Regions from separate parts of the Mus musculus genome. Here region 1 is linked to region 2. The links are chromatin loops, found by intact Hi-C in ENCODE. Cell type or tissue: left cerebral cortex. All regions are shown on one strand. Links, peaks and the distances in the headings refer to the core of each region. The heading gives the core; the rest is flanking DNA.

Region 1 (10,097 bases), core at 1,012-9,011, 390 kb before region 2:
GTTTTCCTTGTTGGAATTTCTGGTTTATATTGACTGTGACAACTGAAAATGAATCTCATTACTACCACCTGTCCTGGGAACCTTTGAAAATGTGCCAACTGAATTTCAGAATTGAGAATTTATCTTTTATAACTTAACTGTAGGCAAGATTCATGGGCCAATCAAAAGCATAGTGTTTACAGCTATTTTCTCTAGGAAAATTGATCTCTCTCAGAGTTATGAGAATTTTTTCAAGTACACACAAAAAGAGTAAACTCATATACTGAGACCCATGAAGTGAGACTGTGTCAAGGGTGACTAAAAATTATGCATAAACACATGCCTTGATTACTTGATTGATTACGTACATATGATGACTATTTGAAAGTAAACTGAATAATTTGTATTAAAACAAAACTTATTTTAAGGAAAAACGAAGTCCAAAATTGGTAAGCTCCCTTGCTAGTTTGAAAACACATAAGAGAATAAATTGTCATGAGGCACAATTGTTGGAGCATTGAGGAAGGAAATAATTCCAGCCTCCTTAACTTTCATGACTATCTTCCATACTGAAAGCCAAATGACAGAAAGAAAAATAGCTTCCAAGATACATGGATCAATCCCAGACTCATTCCTCAAACACTTGGTTGAGTGGTGTGCACTGAAACAGGTGCACAGAGCTCAAGAGTGTATCGAGGTCCAGTGCCTGCTCTCATATATTCTCATGAGGAAAACAACGTGCACACAAGTGATGGACACACAGCATAGGTAACCTCATGCAAGGGCACAAATGCATCTCACTCAGCATTAGCACTCTTCTCTGATATTTCACAACACACTCGGGACAAATTTCTTTTGCCAAATGCACATCATTGGAAGAAAAGACACCTGTAACTTCTCTTGTAATATCAATTGACGAGGAAGACATTTGGAGCCCATAACACATGAACTTGACCTTAGATCTGTTATATGTAATGGAGGAAATTAAGGGTTGTGATTTCAGACTACAGAGATGGAATCCAGCATCTATGCACTATGATAATAGCATTGGTTTTTGAAGTACAACTTAGATTTTAGGAGAATGTGAATGTGCATCTATATTCACATTTGTAGTGCATCCTTAGAAAAGAAAAACACTCTTTGTATCAAGTACCTGGCAGAGAAGCCTTGGTAGAAGGTTTGCTGCCTAAATCAACTTCCTTAGCCTCCTTTCACTGACTCATTCCTGCTGAATCAGTATGCTTTATCAAACAACATTGTCAGAATGCCTAATCAATGGGGTCTTCTGAGGCTTTTGAAAAAAGTTTAAAGTCCAGGTTATAATCCTATTAGGGGTGCTATAATTACAATACTACAATATATAGAGATACAATTATCTTTTACCCAATATTTTACATTATGTATATGTATAATAAACACAATATATACTTAATAAAAACATAGTTTATATTAATTACATAAATTTAGATAATTAAAAAATTATCTGCCCTCTAAATTAAGATAGATATATGCTAAGTATATTTTATATATTTCTATTTACTCTTCTCTTCAACATCGAAATGTAACACAGTTTTTGGTGCTTTGTGGATATTTGATTCAGTGTTTAGAACAAATCTTTTTTAAAAAAAACAAAATGTATGGCTATGAATGACAAAAATAAATCAAATCAGTAATAAACTTTTTTATATTCTTGAAAGCTTAAAATATTAGGGGAAATGGATATAAGCTTTAGAAAATAATATATAACTTTTCAAAACTAAACATCTCTGTGACATCATGGAGCTGACAAACATTTCCTAACCAAATAACTTATGTTATTTACAAAGAAGGAATGAAACTCACACTGTTGAATAAATGGACCAAAGATTCGTGAAACCAATAGAGTGTTGCATATGCTATTAAAACAAAACAAAAACAAAAAGGCAAACAAAACCAAGACCTTGCTTAATCTCTCCTACTCCTTTGGGGAGGCTAACCTCACTACTTTAATGGGTAGTATTTTTTGATTCATGTGTAAAATATTGCAAGATATAAAATTCCAGACAGGAAAAAAAAAGGCTTTATCCTGTAATGGTTCAATAGGTTCTTTTTTGTTAAGTCTAGAAACAAGAAAACCCATTGGAAACAGAAACAAGAGACAGAAACAAGAAAACCCCTTGGAATCTATACTTTATAACCCCAAGACAACTGAGATGTGTTTTGGCTACAGCATCCTATCCTTGGGCCAAGGGTGTGAACCAGCCTCCTCTGTGCAGTCTCCTCTTTGTTTGCTGTTTTCAGAGATTAAAGGAGGAAATGAACCGCTCATGATTTAGCTTGTCTCCACGGGGAGCTGTGACACTTCCCCGCACACAGCATTTTAGGAGATCATACTTAATCCTAGGCAGACTGTCATGCTGATGATGAGCAGGAACCTGTGGATATGATTAAGGGATGGCCTAGGCAGCTCCGTGAAGATTTCTCTCCACTTACCGTCAGCGTTGTGTTTAAAAAAAGTGATGGAAAAGAAAGGTGACCAGTGGAACCTGGAGGAACACTGCACAACGAGCTCTGAGAGAATTGTCTTGACCTGGTTCCCCGGCATGGAAGACATGCGTGAACCTTGAATCACTGGAACAGGTGTGCTTTCCCAAGTAGTACATGACATAGTTACTAAAGAAAGAATCAATTCAACTTGATAGTTACCAGGGCCAGGAAGCTAGGTGAACATTGTCACTACTGCCAATCTTACGAGAGTGATGTCCCCATAGAGCCCAGATGGCATATTTGAATTTGAAGCTGATTATGCCAAGAGGTGAGTGTGAGAGAGCCACTCAGATCTGTGAGCAGGACCATGGAAAAACTGCTATGATCCAAGAGCGTGAAGAGAGATAGACATGAAGAGGGATTTAGAACTCTCTAAAGCACCCGAGGGAATCAAAAGAACCGACGACGTACACATCCAGTGTAATAGTCATTCCCCTTCCTTTTGGTCTCTTCTAGTTCCATCGAAAATAACCGGAAGAAATCCCATCTGTTTAAAATGCACAACACAGAGTTAAGGGCATCAGAAACAAGTTTTCAGTGAAGATGCTTGCCTGCAAGATGAAGACAAAATTTGCAAGAAGTGCTAGAACAATAAGTAAATAATAAATAAAGTCAATTCAAACCAGGTACAAACCAGATTTGCTTCAGGAGCAAACCTAAGTGTGATATTGTATCCATTGTCTTTTGTGTGGTTCTGATACTGTGGATGGCAGCTTCTGGTTTTAGACTTGTGTGGTCAGTGTTGGTTCATTCAGTGCCAGATGGGTATCTAGTACCAATGGTGGGTAACCAGTACCAGTGGTGGGTATCCAGTACCAATGGTGGGTATTGAGCCAGAATATAAAAAGCTTTGCTGCAACTTAATCATCTTTACTTGAATCTCTGCTTCTCTCTGGGAAGCAGTGTAAACTTCCACACCAGCAAACCCAGCAGAGGGCAGAAAGTCCAATGATGTGAACTATCTGGGTTCCTCTAAACCGAGCCTTCCTATGGGCTAGAAGCACTTTGGGATTCCTCATATTAATGATGAAAGCTCACTTAGAAATTTTGAGTATATTAAGTTACACAAAAATGAACTTAAATAAGTTCTTGACGATTCACATAGAGGAAAGATTAAATTCGATCCAGAAAGTTGAATCTGAGAAATTTCATTCAACTGTGCCTTCAAGAAAGTTTGTGTATATAACTTTGCCACGTTGAGGCTGGAAGAGAATCTGCTGCAGGCCTGTCTCTGGGGGGTGTAGGTGTCAGTCTTTGTGTCCAGTGGTGGGATACTTAGAATAACGAAGTACATATTACAGTCTGACTAGAGTAAAGATGATTGTTAATTTCTTGTATGTGTGATCGACACTAGTTTTCAGTTTTGGTTTGGTTTGGTTTTTCGAGATAGGGTTTCTCTGTGTAGCCCTGGCTGTCCTGGAACTCACTTTGTAGACCAGGCTGGCCTCGAACTCAGAAATCTGCCTACCTCTGCCTCCCGAGTGCTGGGATTAAAAGTGTGTGCCACCACGCCTGGCTAGTTTTCAGTTTTAACACAGAAATTATATACAGCCATGACTTGAGAAAATAGTAGAAAAATGTAGTTAAACTTGTAATGATAAAAATGATTTTCAAATTCAGTGTTTATTTATAACATTTTAGTGAAATGATTCATGCTGGAAATATTCAAAAACGGTGATAATGAAAGCGCTCACTTCAGCTTGATAATTCTAGAGATACCGAAGTTCTATCTTGGCCACCAGAGGGCGATGTACATCACTACCTTGTAAAGAACAGCTGCATTGTAAACACAACAGAAATTAAATTTACAAAAATAAAAACGTATATAGTTGTATGAATAATTAGCAATTTTTTGAACATGTTCCCCTAGTAGACTCTAAAAACACGGTATGTGTGTTCATATTTGTGCCAAGGTGTATGGAGATCAAAAGACAACTAGTGGGATTTAGTTCCTTCCTACTAAATGGGTTCTGGGGACTGAATTTTGGATCACTGGGCTTGGTGACAAGTGTCTGTACCCACTGATCCATCTCGCCAACTTCTCAGTCACATTATTAATATTCTACCCAACAACAGCAGAACAGACATTCATTACAAAACTCACAATGCCCAGAGGAAGATGGAATATATTCTGAACTATTAAACATGTCTTCAAAGATTGTAAAGCATTTTAAGACATGCAAACTGTTTTACCTGTGAAGTATTTGGTGATAAATGAAAAAAAGAATCCATGTTAAAATATGTGGATTTTTGATAAATCAAAAAATAGGAAAAATTTTAAAGTAACAGATGCCTTACTCAGAAACTAAATCAGGTCTCAGATCATTAAATCGGCTTCCCTTTTAAGAAAGAAGATTGTGTAAATAAATGAATAAGTAACTAAAGTGAGTACAGGAAAATAACATGAAAGGAAAGACAAAATGTACAACACAGAGACCGGGCAAGGTGGAGACAGGGCCAGATAGAGATTAGGTCTGGTGGTGGAGACACACAGCTTTAATCCCAGCACTCACTGGGCAAAGGCAGTCGGATCCCTGTGAGTTTGAAACCAGCCTGGTCTACAGAGCGAGTTTCAGGACAACTAGCACTACACAGAGAAACCTTTTCTTCAAAACCAAAAATAAACAAGAGGGGAAGGGGGAAGGGGAGAGGGGAGGGGGAGAGGGAGAGGGAGAGGGAGAGGGAGGGAGAGGGAGAGAGAGAGAGAGAGAGAGAGAGAGAGAGAGAGAGAGAGAGAGAGAGAGAGAGAGAGAGAGAGATCTGAGACAGAAGGGAATTATTAGGTGAGATCATTTTATGGTTATTAAATCGATGGACCGAGGCAGAAAACCCATGACATCACCACAGATCCCAGAGGGCTGCTGTCTATCACAGCACTTGTAACTGTAACCTGTGAATGAACAAAAGAATAGTTGTATGGTCACTGATCTTTCCTATATGATGGTGATAGGACTTTTTGTCTGTTTCTTTTGTTTTGTTTGTTTCCTTGGACTTCTGTGTTATTGAGACAGGATCTTATACTGTATCCCAGGATAATCTGATACTATGTGCTCCAAGCTGTCCTAGAACTTGTAACAGTTCTCCTGCCTTAGCCTTCCAGCCTGCAGTTAGCCTGGCTTCCAGGTATGATAACCACACCTAGCTTTCATCCACAAGATTTGAGAATTTCTCTCTGGGGCCTTCACTGAATCTTTTACTTACACAACAGTGTTGTGATACTATATATGTGTCCCCCTTGTCCCTACTGCAGACAAAGCCTCTGCAGGCATGTGCTAGGAAGGTGTGGGGAAACATAAACATCAAGCACATTAAACTAGTGATGACTAGCTTCAGACAAAACAGATCAAATGCTAGCAGAGTCAGTAAGTTCACTCAGGGTAAATTATTGGGAGCTTGATGGTTTTTCGAAGGAAAAACCAGCCAAAAATGGAAGAAGAATGGTTTCTCCTATTATCAAGAATGAACATATTTTAATTACATTCCAACCACCTGAAATTCCTCTTTGCAGTATCTCTGTATTGGGACCAACTTTTATTCTTACTGTTTTCATTATGTTTTTACCTCAAAAAAAAATCTATACTTTTAAAAAATCTTTTCCTGAAAAGAAGTATTCCACAATTTCTGAATCACAATAAGAATCAATGTCTGGAGACTTATGACAAGATAAAATCTCATTTTTTCTAAGATCATTTTCTCCTATTTTTATATCTCTATTTACATAAATTGCGTCATTCTCATTTTTAAATGATGTATTCTAAACAGAATTCTACATATATTAAGTTTCTGGCAAGCACTGTGCTAGTCTGAAAAAAGAAAAGCTGATATCCCACATATGTATCCCTTTCCTAATCCCTAGAAGCTGTGAATGTTACCTTACATATCGAAAAGTGAACATCCATCTTATCTTCAATATAACTCTTTATAGATGTAAGATCTTCAGACTAAGATGTCATTCTGGATTGTTCTAGGATCTGGCTGTCATTACAGTATCTTCAGGAGAAAGAGGCAAAGGACAGCTTTGCACATAAGCACATGTGTGCACACACATGCAGATACACTGCTTACATACAAGGCTTTATATATAAACAAATACATATATGTACACACATGTATGCACACATGTTTACAAACAAGGTTTTATATATAACCAAACACATGTAAGCACACACATAGGCACCAATGCACAAGAAAGTGAATTAGAGTCAGAGGAGATTGGGTAACATGAAGCAAAAAAAAACAAAAAACAAAAAACATTAATTTCAGGGTCTGGTAGTCAGAATCATAGGCCAAATTTATTGGAGTTTGTTATAATAACTCACAAAAATTATTTTAGCTGTTTGATGTCTTTAATTTAAAATTTAAAAATATATCCAGGAGGAAGCCTTAGTAGCTAATATATTCATGTCTTGTCATTTAGAGGAAGAGCTGAACTAGTAATTCAATCCACTAAGATTTGTTTTAGATTGACATTTTTAGTAAGTCACATGAAGGCTGAAGGCAAATCAATACAAATTATATGATTCCAGTTTGAAATCCTGAAGTACTTCCAGCTCAACTGCATGTTGATCAGCAACCAGTAAAGTCAGTTGTCACTGAGGTTCCCAAATGGGTGAGCAGCATATAAAAGTCTTACCAGTTTCAATTACATACAATTTTGCTTAGCTTATTGTATATATCTACTAATTAAAATGTATGATTGGAGAGAATTTTTCAATAATCCAACTAAACTAAAATTTTATTTATCTATATTTTCTAATTTATAGTCATTCTGAAATTAATGTTTGTGTTGGCTTCCACTGTAATGAACACCAAAGAGTTTGTCAAGCTTGGACAAGGACATCTTTCACCAGCCATTTATAGACCTCATCTCCAATCCAAAGTCAATTTGAATAGTTCCATATTTGCATCTTATAAATGAGGTAAATGAGAACTTGGAAGATAAGGTAAATTTTCTGAATGGAACAAAGTTACTGGCCAGTTTAGTTTAGAAGTTTAAAGTCCTTTGACCTCTTAGCTTCCGTAATCTTTACACTAATCAACCTTCCAGTAAATTCTGATACCTGCTGGCTAATGGGGTTTCAATATTGCTTTTGTTTTTGTTTTGTTTCAGGGATACAGGGGTTGAGGGAATGGGTGAGGAAGGACAGGAGAGGATCTGGGAACATTGGGTGTAGTCTTGGATTTTTTTCCACAACTTACTTTATTTGGGGTTCTTAAACAATTCTACATCCCTCTAACCCACCAACCAGAGGTAGGGGAAAAACAAGGTTAATAAGTAAAGGTTGTTGGGGACCAGTTTAGAAGTAGTTCCTTGGGGCTATGCTACTCTTCATGGTCAAGATACCAGCAGTTCTGTTCAGTAGTAAACACCAAACACCAATCAATAGTGGCAGCAGCCTGATTCAGCAGAAACAGCAAGGTTCTGCTGAGTCTGAATGAGTCAGCAAAAGCTGTCAGAATTAGCCAGAATGCCCCGAGAAGTTCTTTTGTGCATATGCTTTCTATGAAGTGAAGACCAGTAAAGACCAACAAAGACCATCAAAGACCAATGAAGCACTGTACCGCAGAGCAATGCAATAGCATCCTCTCACTGTTTATGGGGTTCCATTTATATTCTTTCTAAACATCACATGCCTTCTCAAGTGTCTGATTTCAGCAAAATATCACATGCCTTCTCACAAGACACTTTCCAGAAAAACATCATGTGACACAACTGAATTGATAAAGAAACCAGAAATTTCTACTTCACTGGGAGAAGAGAAAGTAGGATCAAAATATATTGTATGAAAAAAATTAATAAAATAAAACAAATAACTTGCAATAGAGTGGGACTTGAGTCTGTCTTTGGCCTTTTCTCTTTCTCTGTTCTGAAATACAATACAGGGCTCAGGGATACCTGGAGATCCCATGCCAATTTCTCAGGGGAGATCCCATCCCTCTGAGAAAGCACAACACACAACTGATCTGGATAAAAGGGGACGGAAAGAGAGCAAGGACCTGGAGAAGGGGTAGAGGCAGGCAGACAGGAGCAGAGCCAGAGGGCAGAGAAAGAGAAGTGAGGCAGAGAAGGACAGAAAAGAAGGACAGAAAGGGCAAGAGAGAAATGGCCAGGAACACTTGGGAACAGAGAAAGAGAACTGGAGTAGGAAACAGTCCTTGTATATGCTGCCCACACCTGGCAGTGGCAGGTGATTGCAGCTGATGATGATGCAATCCATTGCTAGGACCCTGGGAAGAGCCTAGTGGAATGTTGTGTAAGCCAACACTCTACCTCGTATCCCATCTCTTCTCCCTTCTCTGCTTTTGCCTTCAAAGTGTCGTTGAGTTGGCCTGTGATATGTTATTCTCCACCAGTAATATGAGCCAACTCAAGTCAGATTAATGTACATAAAGGCAGGTTTATTGTGAATTCACTTTCAGGCTGGCTGAAAGACAAAGACAGGGAAAAGAGGCAAAGAAAGAAATAAAGTGTGAATGGAGAGAGAGAGGGAGAGGGAGAGGGGGGGAGAGAGAGGGAGAGAGAACAAAATTTCTATATTATATAGGGAAAAGTTTCAGAAGGAGTGGAAGCCAAGCCCCTGGGCTGAAGAGTTCAGGGTTATGGGCAGGGTATTCCAGGTAAGGACTAAAGGATGCTGGGAAAACCTGGAGCCCAGGTCTACTTTGGTACATTAAATATGTACTTCAGATATTTATCCATATCGGAAATCCAACATCCAGTATGTATAATCAGTAATGTATCTAATCACAAAAGAATTAGGAATGAAGTTACATTACTTAGAGTAAATACTACATGTTCTTACTTTATCTTATATGTTCTATTGTGCCTCAGATTATCTCATTCTAAAACTGCCAATTTTACTTAGGAAATTATTATCTATTTCTCTTTTCTTTTTTTATTATCAGGAGTGTTCATTTTCTAGGTGTCCAACTTAAAGTATCTTCATGTCATTCACAACTCTTTCTCATATCACCGTTATACAACATGCACACACAACTGCTTACCAAATTCAATCATCACTCCTATCTAAAATGACAGTCTAACTGTTAAGTTGGTTTCACAGACCTATTAAAAAATCTAATAGACAATCATTCCCTACAGTGCATTGATACACAAATGTACATAGGGTTTCACAGAGGTCATAGATACCATGAAACAGAGCCTCACTCCCCAGACTCAAAACCTTTCTCTTCATTGAGCATTTTCTCCTTCTGTGTCAGATGTTGCCACCCTTTCTGTCATCTTTTATCTGCTCTTCCTTTTGTCTCAAGTATATTTATTAAGAAGATTTAAATATAAACATTCTAGAAGAAACCTCGGAGCATTCCAAGCCCTGGACATGGCACCTTGCAGTCAGCACACAATCTGCAAAGAATTACATATGCCCTATGTGTCTCTTCCCAGCTCAGTCCAGTGATCTCAGATGGGCAGATTGGTTTGAAGTCTCTATAGTGAAGGACTGTAAACCAAACTGATTTCTATTATATAAAATTTACCAGCACAATACTGCCTGTATTTTCAAAGGCTCATGTTTCACATGGCCTAAAGTCAAGTTTTACAGCATGTACAACCTCTATAATCTATCCTTAAA
Region 2 (10,097 bases), core at 1,369-9,368:
TTCCATACTGCTGTTCATCACCAAGGAAGTCAGGACTGGAACTCAAGCAGGTCAGAAAGCAGGAGCTGATGCAGAAGCCATGGACCGATGTTCTTTCCTGGCTTGCTTCCCCTGGCTTGCTCAGCCTGCTCTCTTATAAAACCAAGACTACCAGCCCAGAGATGGTCCCACCCACAAGGGGCCTTTCCCCTTGATCACTAATTGAGAAAATGCCTTACAGTTGGATCTCATGGAGGCATTTCCTCAACTGAAGCTCCTTTCTCTGTGATAACTCCAGCTGTGTCAAGTTGACACAAAACTAGCCAGTACAGACAGCAACTCACCAGAAAGCTCACAGTTAAATACTATAGTCAACAAGCAATGAGCATTGCTCTCAATATTCCTTGTTATTGGCCTACTCTTTTCTTTGGTTTATTTGTAATGGACTAGTTAAATGATGTACAAGCATGTCAAGGATAATAACAATGAGCATCCACCAACTAGCTTCAAAGCAGGAGCTTTGCAAAAATAGCTGAAGGGCTCTGGTACCTCTCGTTAATCTTCCTTCTTTCTGTGCTTTCCCACATCCCAGTGCAGAGGTCGCCATCATCTCAAACTGGGGTGTTCTGGAAACACCTTTATACTTGCCATATACATGAATATGGTCCATATGATGATACAAATGTGGTCTCCTTTAGAACAGCAAAGACACTTGGAAAAGGAGGCATCTGGTATGAGAACACTAACAAAATAAGAACATTAAAAAAGAAGGAGAAGAAGAAGAAAAAACTTGAAATAACAAAATATATGCAAAAGGCAAGAAAATCTATAAAAAGGCATCCTTACCTGTCTCAAAAGAATAAAATATATTGTAGGCATGAAACAGGAGTAAGTAAGGTAAGGCAGAAAGGTGTGTTCAAATATCAAGCAGGGGAAAAAAAACTCTAAGAAACTAAAGCTGTAATTACAGAAACTCAGAACACAGAAAACACTGGTTGGAGTTTCATGGAATGTCTTTTGAAGACAGGACAAAAGAATAGAGGTTCTGATAATGAGAGAGAGAGAAAAATGAGATGAGAGGACCAGTCAGGAAATTCCATCACTCAATGAAAAGCTTCATAAAGAAAAGAGAAAGCTGAACTATCAAAGAAATAAAACAAGAAAAGCTGTGTGGAACTGAAGGACACTGAATTTCCATATTTTAATAACCCAGCATCAGGACAATGACCAGAGCAGACTCACCTACACACATTATAATGAGGCATCTGAATATTTGTGCTAAAGTCCAGATCTTCTGCTTTGATACAGACATATTTTAATGTATCAGTAATCACAATAATAAAGAATTTTAAAGCAGTGCTAGAAGCTTGGAAAGATTATAGCATGTCTTTGAATTGAAATGGTAAATTATCCTTAGCAAGCTTCTACTAACACTATAAATCCAATGTCAAGAAGTATCTAACCAGTTTCATATATGGACATTTAAACATATTCTCTCCAGTATATGATTTCTTTGGTGTTCCACCAATATGATAAAACAAGAGAGAAAAACATAAGGAATCTAATGAACAAGGGCTCCAGAGGAAGACCTGAAGGAGTTCATCCATGGACTCTTCTAGTACATCCCAGATAGCAGCCTTCCAGGTCAGGGCAGAACAACAGGAAGAGTTCAGAAAGGTGGGCTATGGGAGATGCGAAAAGGGAAGGAGTTGATGTACCTGTCTGTCTATCATAAGATGTCCAAGGGAGCCGAAGATTTTCTTTAGTTCTTACTGAACTAAAGATAAAGGTAATCATATACAGAAATAAAGCCTTATTAAATAATCATGGAATAGGCATGATTAAATAATTATAAAAAGCATAAAAGTAAGTGGGATGGGAGAGAGAACAGAGTAATTGAATGTGATCCAAGGACATTATGTGTCTATAGGAGTGCATAATGAAATCACTCACTTTGTATAATCTATATATGCTTAAAATGAACAAGAGAGACAAAACCATTTATGCTCCTAAACCGTATGTGTACAGTACTAATTTTTCATCATTTTTGCACTTACTGGGTTTACTTTCTTGGGATTAAATTTTTTTCATAGTCCCAGTTAAGTTTCCACAGAGATAGCTCTGGTTAAATGAACTAAGACACAAAACAAAAGCAAAGTCATTAATCAGCAAAAGGGGACAGCCGGGATGGCAGTGTTATTGCTACGCATGGAGGGAGATGAGGAAGGGCAGGGGGCAGGGAGAATAATCAGAACACATTAGATCCATGTAGGAGATTGTCAAATGGCAAAATTAATTTTAAAATTAAGAAGAAATAAATTTATTCAGCTAAGGAGATTATTGTCATCATTTGCAGTAGTGTGTGGAACTGAAGTCAAAGTTTGGTCTTGCAAGTAGTCACTCTAGAACAGGGCTATCAATGCAACTTCTAAAACATTTTATTCAAATCACAAGTTAGTAAGCCAAGTCTCAAATTGTCATGGAACTGTTTAAAACCACTAATTTCCTCTTAGCTTTGTATATCACAGGTTCCCTAATTTTATTTTTTCATATAGAGTCAAAAAGTATTTTAACTACTATAATTTATAGTACATATGCATGTTACCCTGTTCATATTTAGTTTGTCTAGTTGAATTAAGTGTTCTGTTTGAAATTTTATGATCCACCATTTCACCTGCTATTTAGGAAATGAAATGATCATTTTTGCATGGATCAAACACACCAGAAAGTAGGAAAGTAAGTGGAGATAGACGAGATAAAGAAAAAACACACAAAGCAAACGTTTAGTAAGCTCAGTGGTGAAGTAAAGACGTCTCAAGCCAGGTAAAGGAAGTTAGAAGGCTCCGGCCAGGATATATCCCAGTTTTCTTTAACAGTGGTAAGAGTAAGCATGGAGTTGGAGATACAGGGAAGTTATCAGGTACAAGGGAAACAGAGTTCAGTGAAGAAGGGGAGCTGGTCACTGAGTAGATAAGTGTGGCTCTTAGAATGAATAACGGATGAAGAGTGAGCTTGAGTAGGTCATGGGGACCTGACTGTAGCATATTGGAAGCTGTTACCGTGGATTATATGACTATCGTCTTTACTGTAAGTTCAATGAATGGTTACCATTGACCCTCAGGAAAGAACTGACAGTTCACATTCTCTTTTACTCTTTGAAAGATTAGTTCAGGCTGGAATGTGGAGAATAGACTGCCAAACCAGAGTGAAACCAGACAGCATAGTTAGGAGTTATAGCTGTGACTCAATGATCATCGTACTTCAGAAAACATGACAGGTGGACATATTTTGTGTACGTTTTCAAAGTAGGGGAATGACTGATGACTACCCTGCGGGCTGTAAGAAAGTAGAGAGGAAGAAGGAGAAAACGACAGAAGGGGCGTTACAAGTTCTCAAGGGTATTTTAACCACAAAGTCCTCAGTCCACTCTCAACTGAGCAGAATGAGAGTAGAGCAGGTTTGTTGGAAACTCAGTAGTTTATTTCCAAACATTTATGTTGAGTTTCATACATGAGCAAGCTCTCTACCTGGGATAAGCTTGCAGCAAATACAAATCTAGAACTCCTCAAGAAGTCTATAGTAGAAATATCTTTTGAGACTTTAACATACAGATGATAATAGAATATGAACAAATTCACCAAAGGAGGCATAGATTGATGGTTGAGAATTTTTACATATATGTTTATAAGGGATATCGCTCTACAATTTTCATCTTCCTTTGGGTTTTGTGTGGTATCAGGGAAATAATGTCATTGTACCAAGAATTAACAAATGTTCCTTCAGCTTCAATCTTCCAGAAGAATGTAAGCAGTATTGACATTTATTCTTTTTTGTAGCTCTGATAGAACTTAATTACTGCTTCTGTTTTACTAGAGGCTTATGTTGGTATGTTATACTGGCTTCTCTGCTCTTGATTTACCATTTGCAGATGGAATATATTGAGAAATTTATACATTTATTTTGGATTTTCCACTTTGTTATAGCATAGGTTTTTTTTTTTGTTTTGTTTTGTTTTTAAAGTATTCCCTTAAGAGTCTCTGGATTTCCTTGCTGTCTCTTGTGATGTCTTTCTTTTACTTACAACTTTATTAATTTAGATCCTTTCTCTCTGTCTTTTAGATAAATTGGTTAATGGTTGGTCAGTCTTATTGATTTTCTCAAAGAACCAACTCTTCATTTTATTGATTCTCCATTGTGTGTGTGTGCATGCCGCATGTGTACATGTGCCTGTGTGTGCCTGTTTGTATGTGTGCATGCCGCATGTGTACATGTGCCTGTGTGTGTGTTTCGATTTCATTGATTTCTGCCCCGAGTTTGATGATTTCTTGCCATATACGCTTTTTGGGTGTTATTTCGTTTTGATGTAGAGCTTTCAGGTGTGCCAATGAGTTACTAATAGTAAACCTGCCCAATTATTTGATACTATTTAGTACTACGAACTTGCTTCTTAGAACTGCCTTCCTTGGGTATTATCTTAGTTAGGGTTTCTGTTGCTGCAACAAAGTACCATGAACAAAAGACAGGTTGTGGAGGAATTTGGCTTATACTTCCATATTGCTGTTCATCAGCAAAGGAAGTCAGGACAGGAGCTGTAACAGGGCAGGGACCTGGAAGCAGGAGCTGATGCAGTAGCCATGTGAGGATGGTGCTGCTTACTGGCTTGCTCTTCCTGGCACGATTGGCCTGCTTTCTCACAGAACTCTGGACCACCAGCCCAGGGCAGGCATCAGCTGTGAAGGGATGGGCCCTCCCCACATCAATTACTAAGTAAGAGAATGCTTTATGGGTGGATGTTATGGAGGCATTTTCTCAATTAAGGTTCCCTCCTTTCCAATAAACCTAGTTTGTATCAAGTTCACCTAAGACTAGCCAGCACATGTTTATAATTTCATTCAGTTCTATAAAGTTTCTAATTTTCTTGTGAATTTCTGTCATGGCCCATTTTTCTCTCAGTAGTGAGTTGTTCACTTTCCACCAGTTTATGAACTTCTGTTGTTGTTGGTATTTAGCTTTAATTCATGGTGGTCAGGTAGCATGCACAGTGCTTTTTCAATGTTTTTGTATCTGTTCAGAGTTGCTTTGGGTCTGACTGCTTTGTGGTCAATTTCAGAGAAACTTCCATGAGCTGTCTAGAAGAAACTATGTTAATTTGTGTTTAAATGGAAAAATCTATAGATGTCTGTTAGCTCCATTTGATTTGATGATGGTATTTAACTCCAGGATTTCTCTGTTTAATTTTTGTCTGGATGACCTGTCTATTGGTGAGAGTGGGATATTGAAGTTACAAACTAATTGCCATCCCTCATTTCCTTTCAAAACAAGCAGTTTCTTGTAATGTCACACAGTAGGGGTAAAGCTCCCACTAAGAGCTCTGTGTTGTTGCTGCATGAGTCTAGGCAGACTACTTAAGTTCAGATTAGTTCGTTTCATTGTTTCATATGTAACTCAAAATTTTTGTGAGTTACACAGTGTAATTGTCTATTCATTTACTCTTATTCCCCACTTCTGGAAAACAGGACAAAGCTGAAAACAAGAACTGTAGCTACGTCCCTAGTCCAGCTCTTCCAGGGCCTGTAACTAACTGCTTCCCACTTGAATAAAGGCAGCAGTCAAGCCTGGGTTTTCCTGGATCGATGAACTAAAAGCTTCCGTTTATCCAGAGAGAAAGGATAGCTTAACACCTCTTTTAAGGCATCAGCTCTTTTCTTATTTCATAAAAAGTAAATGCACGTTTTACCCATTTAACAGTAAGCGCGATGGTACTCATTTAGTGGGAAGCAAGGGGACAGAGGTCCTTAGAATCATAGATGCCTTTGTTCCAAGGCAGTGCTGCCATCTGCTGCTGGAGACACAGTTTTTCTTCCCATGTCCACAATTTAGTCAGACTCCCACCAGTGGAGGGGAACCTTAACCCCTGAAACTGAACATACTGCTGTGGGTGGTGGAGGGGAACCTTAGCCCCTGAAACTGAACATACTGCTGTGGGTGGGGGAGGGGAACCTTAGTCCCTGAAACTGAACATACTGCTGTGGGTGGGGGAGGGGTACCTTAATCCCTGAAACTGAACATACTGCTGTGGGTGGGGGAGGGAGACTTACGATTAGAATATTGAGAAGCACTTCATCTTAGCTTATCTCCTTACCCTGTCCCTACTAAGTGTTTATTGAATCCCCATTACCATGCAGAAATGAAAGATCAGGACCTCTACTAACAGAGTTTATATGCATGTATGAATAACTAGCCAGTAAACAGGAAAGAGCATCAATGCATAAATAAGATGGTGGCATGTGCATGAAACATAGCGGTAGTCCATATATATGGACACGGTGAGTGCCTAAAACTAAAGTTTTCAAGGAGGTAATGTGAACTCAGTAAGGAGGGAGGGAGAGACAAGACTAGGAAAGCTAAGAACTAGGAAGTAAATGGAGAAAATCTGACCTGCATTTGAATGTGCAGAAAACAGCATGAATGAAGCCCCCCTCCCAAAGGTGAGTTTGGAATATGAAAGGCAGGAAAATTAAAAGAGTCATTCTTGAGTTAGTAGAGAAACAAGCACGGGAAGCCAGGGATGGTGGTACACACCCAAAATCCCAGAATTTGGGAGGAAGGGATGGGAGGATTGAGAGTAAAAGGTCATGAGCTAAAAGCAGTATCTTTGAGATCATTTGGGATACAAGAGACCTTGTCTCACCTTCTGCCCCCTAAAAAGGAGAGGCAGCTGCATGCAGGATGGCTGAAATCTGGAAAAGGAGTTTGGATTTCATTACAAATAGCGAGAGGAAGAAAACCTTTGAAGGATTTTTAACCAGAGAAGTGACCTCATTTATGATATAAGAAACTCCAAACGCTGACACCATTACATACACTAGCAAGATTTTGCTGAAAGGACCCAGATGTAGCTGTCTCTTGTGAGTCTATGCTGGGGCCTAGCAAACACAGAAGTGGATGCTCACAGTCAGCTATTGGATGGATCACAGGACCCCCCAATGGAGGAGCTAGAGAAAGTACCCAAGGAGCTGAAGGGATCTGCAACCCTATAGGTGGAACAACAATATGGACTAACCAGTACCCTGGAGCTCTTGTCTCTAGCTGCATATGTATCAAAAGATGGCCTAGTCGGCCATCAGTGGAAAGAGAGGCCCATTGGACATGCAAACTTTATATGCCCCGGTACAGGGGAACGCCAGGGCCAAGAAGTGGGAGTGGGTGGGTGGGGGAGTGGGTAGGGGAGCGTGTGGGGACTTCTGGGATAGCATTGGAAATGTAAATGAAATAAATACCTAATTTAAAAAAAAGAAACTCACTGTATAAGTTCAGAAAAACATAGTATCTACCAAGAGCTGGTAAAAGGAAACTAATTGGAGTAACTGGTAATCTAACCCCCAAGGCCTCCTCTACTGTAAGAATAACTTCCTAATCCCTAGAGAGCCCTCCCCAGAGCCTGCAGTCTACTTCATATCAATGTCTGCTGGTGTCTCTCAGAGTGACCCAAGCAGTAACTATGAAAGCCATCTGATAATAGAATGATAATAACCAGACTCAGTTGTGGTACCATCCAGTTCATGTGTAGATAACCTCACTGTACCTCAACATAGTCCATAGCAGGTGATTACATTCGTGGCTATTTAAATCACCATACCCCATATCTTCAGCCTGGTCCTTGCAAAGTCTGTACTTCATAATACGTACTTAGCAGTAGGGGTCTTTTGACACCTCTTTTTTAGAGACCTATGAAGAATAACTCACATTTCTAGATGGAAAACTGCTTTATACTCAAACTTTCTTCCGAGCTATAAAATGCCTTGAAATGGTTCTTTCTCTCAATTAGAAATATTTGTCTTGGGGCTGCAAAGATACATCACCAATTAAGAACACTGGTTGCTCTTCAGTAGGACCTGGGTTTGACTCCCAGCATCCACTTGGCAGCTCACACCTATCTGTAACTCAAGTTCCTGGAGATCTAGGATTCTATTCTGGCCTCTGCAGGCACCAGACACATACATTGTACACAGATAAACATACAGGCAAACCCCATACACATAAATAACAAAACCAAATAATAAATTCTCTTTGCCCAAACATTAAGGAATTTGTTATCAAATCTTTTAGCCACCTTATATCACTTTATTTGCCACTTTAAGATGGAGGAAAATCTCTGTTTCATGTAAGGACTCAGAAATGAATCCAAAGGTCAGCCAGTTCTCAGACTTGTTCCTTTGATGTGTGGATTTAAGAGACAAAAGGGTAATAACAGTTTTTTTTTTCTTCATTTAAGTGAAATTGCATGTAAGCTATTGATCAAAAGAAGACACTTGCTTACCTGTTGGTAACAGAGATGCAAACACAGTGTTTTGTTTTTGTTTTTGTTTTTTAAATAAGCCTTGTGTTCATGTAATGTGGTCAGAGACAAACATCTCAGATTCTACAAACTTATCATTCCCTCCTCCTTTTATGCCATGCTATGCATGATTTCTATCTTTGAGATAGACACTAGAACTCCAACTACTGTGTTTCCCATAGATTTTCACTCGAACACCTTTTCAGCCTATTGCGTTCACCTGTCCCTGGAACTCCTAATTACCTCTAGGATTTTAATAGTGTGTATTCTGTGAGCCCTTTACAGAGGCACAAGATCAAGGCCATTGGGCTGGGGGTGGGGAGGATTCCAACCTAATCCCTACATGGTTCCTGGTGAGGCTGGATCCACCAAGATAAGTGTCCACTTTTGTTTAAGTTGAATAAACGGTATCATAGAGTACTGGGTTCAGAATGGCAGTGGGTTATGGAACAACTTGGTTTCATTAAATCTGGTTCGATTATGTCCATTTGCAAAAGAGTACCCCATATTAAGACCTTCTTTATCCAATACTCCATGTCCTGGACAGCCAATCTCTTTCTCCGTGTGACTCATTCTTTCCCTGAAGTATCGCATCTACCTCTTCGTGTCTTTATCACCTCTCATGGGCCTTGCAATGCCCCATGCTTTCCTTGTTCCTCTGTTCCCATCCATGTTTCCCACCATTGCTGCAGCATAGCGCTGAACTAGTAAATGGGAACACTTCAGTTTAAGGACTTTGGTGTCATCAAGGGACCTAACTTTTGCCCTCCAATTAGTAACCTTGTCTTCCATAGGGACACAGACCTTTCAACTTTTAGTTTCCTATTTGCAAACTGGAGGTAATACCAACACATCTTTTGTAGTCCCCTCATGGGATAACACTTAACTTAGCAAAATTAGTCCAAAATGCCTAATGACTGTTGGGTGTTTTTTGCTTGTTTGTTTGTTTATAGAATCATTATTACTGTATCCTGAAAACCACTTGAGTGAGGAGCACTGAATTAAAAGCAGACATCTCAGCTTGGCCTGCAGTGCCTTCCACTTCATGGACTGCTGTATTTAAAGCTTTGCAGTGTATTCCATGCTTCGGAGTTAATATGAGATAAATCCTAGCAATCCTGAAGCCTGTGACATTTCCTGAACATGGCCTGTGTTCACCTGCCTTGCTTCTTTCTTTGAGCCTTGGATTCTATTCAGAATTCTTCTGTTATTGCCTTCCTTTCCATTGGAACCTACCTTTTGACAATTATTTACAACATCAGAACTTTTTACATTAGTATTTATATTGACTCTTTACAAAGGTACCAGACTAAGGCTGTTTGGGGGAAAAAATCCAATGTAAACGCTGTGCTCCAAGCTGAGATCCCTGGTAGGCATGGGATCCAGCAGGAGAAGTATCTATTTTTGTTTACTTTACATAAAGATATCATAGACTGGTGGGCTCAGAATGACAGTAAGCTGTGTATCAATTTGGTTTTATTGATTCTAATTAATTAACTGTATTTGTATAAGTAATGCCAACGTTCATGGTATATGGTTTCTTTGGACAGGTACTGTGACTATGTGCAGACAGGAACTAATGGTTTATAGCATCTTACCAAGATCTAGTGAACAGCCGCTGTATCTCTGTTGGTGAAAGGCTTGTGGGCAGAGGTAAACCGTCTTTTAGGTGGTATGTCTGTTTTAAGATACATGCAACTGGAGCCAGCCAAGTTAGAAATGTTTATTCTGGTTTCTTATGGCATATTTCTAGGAAGGGTCACAGAATGTCCAAAGGAAA

What was found. Peaks named below come from ENCODE experiments on the same cell type or tissue, not always from the same donor. Only the 100,000 strongest peaks of a DNase experiment are listed, where the experiment ranks them.
Region 1: it touches region 2 in a loop (2.3-fold over the local background); 4 of 42 quality-filtered maps call a loop at or near these places.

Annotation. Positions count from the first base shown.
Region 1 is chr15:41,321,589-41,331,685 of GRCm38, forward strand. No RefSeq gene overlaps it. Among named protein-coding and RNA genes, the nearest start is that of Gm41312, 9.2 kb to the left of the region's middle. In left cerebral cortex, for the core only: a CTCF peak has its summit at 4,248 (motif pointing right); a DNase peak (open chromatin) is centred at 4,247.
Region 2 is chr15:41,713,720-41,723,816 of GRCm38, forward strand. All of the region lies in intron 3 of Oxr1 (oxidation resistance 1), which reads left to right. Among named protein-coding and RNA genes, the nearest start is that of Abra, 150 kb to the right of the region's middle. In left cerebral cortex, for the core only: a CTCF peak has its summit at 5,816 (motif pointing left); a DNase peak (open chromatin) is centred at 5,789.